3 separate regions of the Homo sapiens genome follow, and regions 1 and 2 are each linked to region 3. Evidence: chromatin loops called from intact Hi-C (ENCODE). Cell type or tissue: sigmoid colon. All regions are shown on one strand.

The links. A loop is a pair of places that touch in the nucleus more often than their neighbours do. Peaks named below come from ENCODE experiments on the same cell type or tissue, not always from the same donor. Only the 100,000 strongest peaks of a DNase experiment are listed, where the experiment ranks them.
Region 1: a loop joins it to region 3, with 3 times the contacts of the local background. A loop is called at or near these places in 2 of 110 quality-filtered maps.
Region 2: it touches region 3 in a loop (4-fold over the local background); 2 of 110 quality-filtered maps call a loop at or near these places.

The regions. Positions count from the first base shown.
Region 1 is chr12:47,550,290-47,552,789 of GRCh38, reverse strand. No RefSeq gene overlaps it. Among named protein-coding and RNA genes, the nearest start is that of LINC02156, 140 kb to the right of the region's middle. In sigmoid colon, no CTCF peak of the experiment used is centred here; a DNase peak (open chromatin) is centred at 1,199.
Region 2 is chr12:47,102,244-47,104,743 of GRCh38, reverse strand. It overlaps PCED1B (PC-esterase domain containing 1B), which reads right to left. Exons shown (of 4, transcript NM_138371.3): 2 at 549-631. Among named protein-coding and RNA genes, the nearest start is that of AMIGO2, 24 kb to the right of the region's middle. In sigmoid colon, no CTCF peak of the experiment used is centred here; a DNase peak (open chromatin) is centred at 1,353.
Region 3 is chr12:47,376,721-47,379,220 of GRCh38, reverse strand. No RefSeq gene overlaps it. Among named protein-coding and RNA genes, the nearest start is that of MIR4494, 14 kb to the right of the region's middle. In sigmoid colon, no CTCF peak of the experiment used is centred here; DNase peaks (open chromatin) are centred at 795 and 1,530; H3K27ac peaks cover 1,186 bases.

The sequences.
Region 1 (2,500 bases), 170 kb before region 3:
ACATGTGCCACCACACCCAGCTAATTTTTATTTATTTATTTATTTTTTGTAGAGATAGGATCTTGCTATGTTGCCCAGGCTAGTCTTCAACTTCTAGGCTCAAAAGATCCTTCTGCCTCAGCCTCCCAAAGTGCTGGGATTATAGGCATTAACCACCATATGTGGCTGTTTCCTAAGTTTTGACAAATTCAGTTATACCCCAGTATATGTTTATTTGAGTTGAGACAATTCAACCTTACAGAATATATCACTTAAGCTCCCTACTTTCGTGTAAGAGGCATTTCTTAGTACCTATGAAGACCAATTTGGATTCAGGAACTTCTCAAGCCACTGAATGCCAATAAATGTGAGTTACCACACTGCATTCTGGGCAGTTGTATATTTGGCTTATCTCACACAAAGATCTGCTGTCAGAGCATTGCTGGCTTCTAGTTTGTAATAGTGATTGTCTTGTGGATTATTTTTTAAAAATATATTTTGCCTTTTTTATTTGTGCTAAAGGTCTAAGATTATGAGTATTGCATATATGATCTATATGCTGGCTAAATAATATACTATTAATTTCAGTGGTAATTATGTTTTCGTAGTAATTACTATGTCAAGGGTCCATAGCTTTTAGCAGATCCTTAAAGAGGTCAGTGATCCCCAAAAGGGCAAGTTGAATTTCAACCCTATGCAGACAGGTAGGGAAGGTTTTCCAAAAGGCAGGGGGCTTTCTCAAACTCTGTAATGAAACCAATATGGCACCTGCCTGTTCTTCCTGGTCAGCTCAGGCTGTGTTTCTGAAGAAATGCTGTATACAGTCTATGTGGCTGCCTGTGAATTATTGCTCATTTTTTTGGACTAGATTGAACAATATTAAATTGCTGCTTTTTTATTATTTCTTACTTACAAAAATCCACTGCAAATGTTTCAACCTAATATATAAAACCAAAGGACTTAGTCTGAGCCCTTTTGGGAGGCAAAGTGGAACTTTCTCTTAAATGCACTGTGACTCATCATTTTTCCTCAGGATTGTGATGACAAACATTTGGTTTGTTGTTAAATCACAACAATCAGCCCTCTGTGTTATGAAGGAGACTAATGACTGACTCTTTTAGGGCAAGCCCCTAACCATGAGCAGCACGACTCCTGTGCTCCAGGGCCATCTGGAACAGATGCTTGGGTTGAAAGCTAAGAAAACATAATTATTTCAAGTCCAAGCCATACTGGGTTGTGCCAAGAGGAACGTAATACATGAGAGCTGGGGAATGCACTGTCCACTTTAGTTGACGTTAGTCTGCCCCCAACATGAGTACTTTCTGTAGTTCATAACCCCACAATTTGACAAGTGAGGAGAAACAGGAGTGAATACTGGAGAAATGCAGCATGAGTGATTAAAAGGCTAGAACATTATTCCTTTAAAAAAAAGAGAAAAAGCATTTAAAGGTCTTTAGCCTAGAGAAGAGAAAGATTGGAAGTGATGTGATAGCTGTCTTGTATTTATACCCCACCAGGATAACTGCCATAATTCTCCACCTCAACAGAGGCCCGACTAAGGGGAAATGGACTTCAACTGCAGTAAGAAATGGTGTCTTCATCATTATGGTAACTAAATATAGAGGGTGCTAGGTGACATTGAAAAATCATCTTTCCCCAAAGAACTGTGTAGGATCTTAGCATCATACTTTCATGACAGCATCTGTTTCATCCTTCATCTCTAACCAGCAGAAATAACTGTCTACTAGTGACTTTTTAGGAATTAGAAACAGGCTGGTGGAAAGGAGTTTGAGGGGGCCAGAGACAACCCTTGTGTTGTCTTAAATTGAATGATGCTTGAGCTAAGGCCAGTTCTGGCTGTGGTTAAAATTGACAATCTGTCTAGATCTTTTTCTGCCTGCCAATGGAATGGGAATCAGGAAAAAAAACACATTAGAAATTTTAAAAAATAGTTTTTTGAAGTGAAATCCATACAACATGAAATTAACCATTTTAAAGCAAACCATTCGGTGGAGTTAGTACACTCACAATGTTGTACAACCACCACCTCTCTCTAGTTTCAAAATATTTTCATCAATCCAAAGTAAAACCCCTTACCTGTTTAGCAGTTTCTCCTCATCCTCCCCTCTCCCTAGTCCCTGGAAACCACCAATCTGTATTCCTTCCCTATGAGTTTCTGTATTCTGGATATTTCATCTAAATGCAATCATGCTATATGTGACCTTTTATGTCTGGCTTTTTTCACTTAGCCTAATGTTACAAGGCTCATCAACATCGTAGCATGTATCAGTGCTTCATTGCTTCTTATGGCCGAGTAATATTCTGTTATCTGGATATACTGCACTTTGTTTACCCATTCATGAGTGGATGACTATTTGGGCTGTTTTCACCCTTTGGCTATTGTGAATATGGTTGCTATGAACCTGCCTGTTCATAACTTCATTTGAATACCTGTTTTCACTTCTTTGGATATATACCTCGGAGTGAGAATTGGTGGGTCATATGGTAATTCAATGTTTAA
Region 2 (2,500 bases), 270 kb after region 3:
TTCTACCACCTCCACCCTCCAAAAAATCTTTTTAGAGTAATTAGAAGAGGTTTGGTGAAAGTTGAATTCCCTAAGGCCCTAGAGGTATGACTACTTGGGTTTTTTCCCTCCAGGGTACAACATAATTTACTCTTAATCCTTATTCCAATAGGCCAAAGGGAACTTTGTGATAACCTGCAAGTGGTTGTTTGGCTGTGGCCTGATACCCACAGCATTCAGGTGACTTGCCTGGGTGATAATGAAAATGATAATATAATTAACACATTACAGAGCTCTTACCATGTGGTAGACACTGTTGTAAGTATTGTCACTCATTCATGTTTTTAATGCTCATAACATTTCAATACAATGGTTACCATTATCATTCCAGTTATATAATTGAGAAAACTTTTAGTGTCAAAAGGTTAGCTGCTTTGCCCCAAGTCACACAGCTACTAAGTGTCAGAGTACAGCCCAATAACTAAGGTTTTCATTTTGTTTTGTTTCAATTTAGAGGAAGAGCCTTCGCCAAACCTTTTCTACCATGAAGCCAGGGGAGAAAAACTCACATATTTGTAGGAGGCAGAGTCTTCAACACTCCCCTGACTTTTCCTCTTATGGCATCCTCTGGGATCTTAGGGCCTCTCATTACCTGAAATGTGAAAATGGCATGTTTAATTATTCATTTTCCATCACCCCTAATGAGGGGATTAACTGTCTAGTGAAACAAAAGGAAATAGTCTGACCTTCAGGCTGCATGGATGTGATAATCACTAAAACCTCAAGTCAGTTTAAGCAGACAAATGAAAGGATTTTACTCATCTGGATGCACAGGGGCCATCGGGGTCACTAATTAAAGTCACATAATGGAGCAATGACAATGAGAAAATAAACGTGCTAAAAATTATGTTTCCTTAATTATGTGCACAGGTGCTCTACAGGAGTTTCCAAAGCTCCTTTAACTTACCTGATGTCTTACGGCTTTGAGCTTGGGTGGAGAAAGGGTAACAGGGCTGTGGCTTGCCGGGAAGACAGAGGAGGAGAGTCTGTGGGCATGGGGCAGGAGTCAATTCTGTCTCAGGTATGGAAGAGCATGAGGAAAGTAGAGGCTAACTTAGAGATCTATTAGTCACAACCTCAAGAACAACCGGTTCATTTTTCATTACTTGGTTGATTGGTTTGACCAAACGTTACTGTGGGAATGATTCGTGAACTATTCTGCTACATGGCATGTAAACACAGCCTTCTAATCTAGACCTTTGCTATTAAAATGGTCATAAATAGCTGCGAATTACTACTGTTGTGCAACTCGTGACTTCATCATGGCTTCTGGCAGTGCAGATGGGAGCCACATTCCAGGCCCTGCTGCAGTGCGCATCTTTCCCGTAACATTTAATGAGCACAGGGTGATTGGTGCTGCACAGATGACAAAATGGCATCCTCCTTGCCCTGTTCTCTTCCAAGATAAGACATTTTTAAAAGGCCATAAAGCCTTGAAAGTCTCCCCACACAGATATTGCGTGACCTATAAATATGCATCTGCTCAAAATATGGCAAAATGCATCACTATTAATAACTCCAAAGAGTCATGGAGATTCAGACAGTCCAATTCCTCTGCCAAAAGTTCAGAATGTTTGCTTAGTGCTTTGATTTTTTTTTTAAAACTCTGTTCTTGGTTTGCTTCAGTACATTTTCTATTTAGATACTCCACCGAGTATGTGTCAAACTTTATCTGTGCCCTTACTTGGACATAAGAGAGCATACAAGACAGGAATGGAAGGCCTTTAACGTTATTGGGGTTTTAAAAATTGTGCTTGCTTCACAAATATTTTCCATTTCTCTCTACCATAGCAACCATTACCTTCACCATATATGCAAAAATGGCTAAAGGAAAAGTGAGGAAACTCTTCTACGTTACTTATACTGATAATTATATTGTATTATTACCTATTTCTTGAACAATAACTGTTTCTAGGCACGGTGCTCCTATACGTCATTGCTAAGCCTCAATGTTGAGTTAATAATCAATCCTATAAAGTGGGTGTTATTACCATTTCACACACCAAGACTCAGCAATTAAGTAACTGGCCCATTGGACACACAAGCGACTCTCAGGACTGTAACTCAAACCCAAGGAAGGCTCTTTAGCTTGTGCCATATGAAACTACCAGTGGTAAATCATTCCTGACCAAAAATGGCAGTTTTATGGCTCAACCTAATAGCAAAATGTGTTGCCCTGGAAGGAAATCTAGACTCTCTTCCTGATGTCACAAAGACCCTTTGCAGACTGACATCATGTTGCAGGGAAAACTGTATAACACAGTACTGGGGTAGAGGGATAGGCGAATGGGAATGTAGTTTATTATCTTTGCAGCAATTATTGATATTATTACAAGTAAAGACATGATGTGAAACTGCAAAAAAGTAGCAAAGCCTGACAATATGTCTACATTTTTGGATATCTGAAATATATTTACATTTTTAATACACTTACTTTTTTGGATACATTGTATCTGAAAGT
Region 3 (2,500 bases):
AATAGTCACAAAAAGACAAATGCTGTATAATTTCTCTTACATGAGGAATCTGGAGTAGTCAAGTTCATAAAACAGGAAGTAGAATGGTGGCTGCCAGGGGCTAGAGGAGGAGGAAATTGAGGAGTTATTGTTTAATGAGTTCAGAGTATTTGTTTTGGAAAATGAAAAGGTTCTGGAGATTGACTCACAACACTACTGAACTGTACAGTCAAAAATGGTTAAGGTGGTAAGTTTTATGTTATTTGTATTTTACCACAATCAACAACTTTAACTTTTTTAAAAAGTTAAAACATTAGTACAAACACAAGTAGCTACAGTTAAAACTCTTTGAACTCCACTTTTGACTAATTGGTAAAGCTCGCTTGTACTATAAAGAAGTGAAAAAGAAAACAAAAACAACAACAAAAGGAGGAGGACAGTGACTCTCTCTTCTCCCCTTCCTCTTCAAAATATTGAAAATGAAGGTCAGTATCTGGAGACCTTCAGAATAAGACTCCTTTCTAAGAGATGGGATTATAAGATACTTTTTTTCTTCTGTTTGTGTTATTCTGTATTTTCTTAAGTTTCTATAATGATATGGATTACCTTTTTAATTGGAGGAAAAAAGTGCTGAGGCCCTACTAAAACAAAGGTGGTCCATCAACACTGAGATGCTTGGGTTAATCATAACTTAAGAATGTTTTGCAAAGGTAGAGTAGCCCTGCTGTTTCCTATATGCCACTAGCCAACCCCAGGAAGGCTCTGGCCGCATCACATGGCTGCTCTAGTTCTAGGAAGAAAAAGACACCCAAAGTTCCAAACTTGTCATCAAGTTAGAACTAGAAATCAGGCCTTGCAGTCCCCACTCCAGTGCCCTTTGACCTAGTTGACTATTTCTCTGAAAGCTGGGGTGTTTATTGTGCAACTGAAGTTATGTTTATACGCAGCTCAGCTTCATTTGCACCAAAGTTTCTCAGCCTCGACACTATGAACATTTTTGGGTGGGATAATTCTTTGTTGAAAGGGGCCGTCCCATGCATTGAAGGATATTTAGCCACATCTGTGGCCTTTCTCCATTATTTACCAGTAGCGCTCTCCCAACCCTCCAACGAAAATTGTCTCTAGACATTGTCAAATGTCCCCTGGGGGCGCAGTTATCCTAGTAGAGAACCACTGATTTACTGCTGGTGAAAATTCATATAATCAGCAAATTTTCTCTTGGACCTTTGCTTCACCAGTTTAAAGGGCTGGATTTAGAGTCTGAGGAGTTCGTGTGAAAAAGAAATCCTGATAAAAATTTCTGGCTTGTTCCCTGGCTCTCCCTGGAGCTCAGCCTTGCTCATACTGTGCTGCTGCTGAAAGTAATCTGGGTGGTCAGAGAGAGATGCTGCTGTGATCGTTTTGGCTGTTTTGTTGAACTGATCTCAGTCTCATCCTTAGCCAGACTTTCTGGTGACTCACCAGCTTTCCTGCTGCCTGTGCCCTTGCCACGATCCCTTCCAGCCGTGACGCAGTCTTTGCCCATTTCACTCTTCCCAGCTGACAGCCATGTCCTCCCCTCAGATGGCCCTGACGTCAGGAGTGGAGAGGGGCCAACCTGGCGTAGCTGTGAGGAGTGAAGCTGCACTGAACTTGCATCAGAAAACCTGGCCTTGACTCAGCCCTCTCAGTTTGCTTATCTTATTTTCAACATGTCCTACTTTGTAAGATGGTTGTGAGAACAAAATGAGACGACATACTCTGAGTGCTCAGTACCATATCTGATCAAGACACCCTTGTTGTCATTACTGTCACTGTGATTTTGAACAAGGCACTTAACTTTTCAGGGTCTCAATGTCATCATCTGAGAAAATAAGGGATTGAGTTGGGCTAACTTCTAGGGTTTCTTCAATGTCAGATTTCAAAAATTATTCATTTTTTTCCAGCTGTAAATAGAATAGTTAATAATCCCTTACAAGGTTGGGGTGCAAACAAAATATTACGGGAAACACTTTGCAAACTGTATATCATGTCAACATCAGGTGGGTTTGGCCATTTGGACGGAAGGACCTTGGGCAAGTGACACGAATATGGGGCCATGGAGTTTGATGGCCAGAATGATCGCAAAGCACAAGGGCTGCTCAGTCTACTTGTGAACATGAATCCTGGGCCAGCCAGTCAGACTCCTTCTGCCACTTTTTCTGTAAGTCTGCATAAGATGGCAGCCTTCCAGAATCCTTTATACTAGTGGGGAATCACAATTAACTACCAAAATGGGAAGGAACCGAGGAACCATGCCGTTCCTCCACAAAGAAACTAATTTTCTTATTCTCAGAGGGTTCAGGGGACCAAAGTGGAGGGGATAATACTTCTTTTTTCTTTTATTTTTATAATTTTGACTTCTATTTTAGATTCAGGGGGTACATGTGCAGGTTTGGTACCTGGAAATATTGCCTGATGCTGAGGTTTGGGGTATGATTGATCCTGTCACCCAGGTAGTCAGCATAGTACCCAATAGTTTATCAACCCTTGCCCGTCTCCC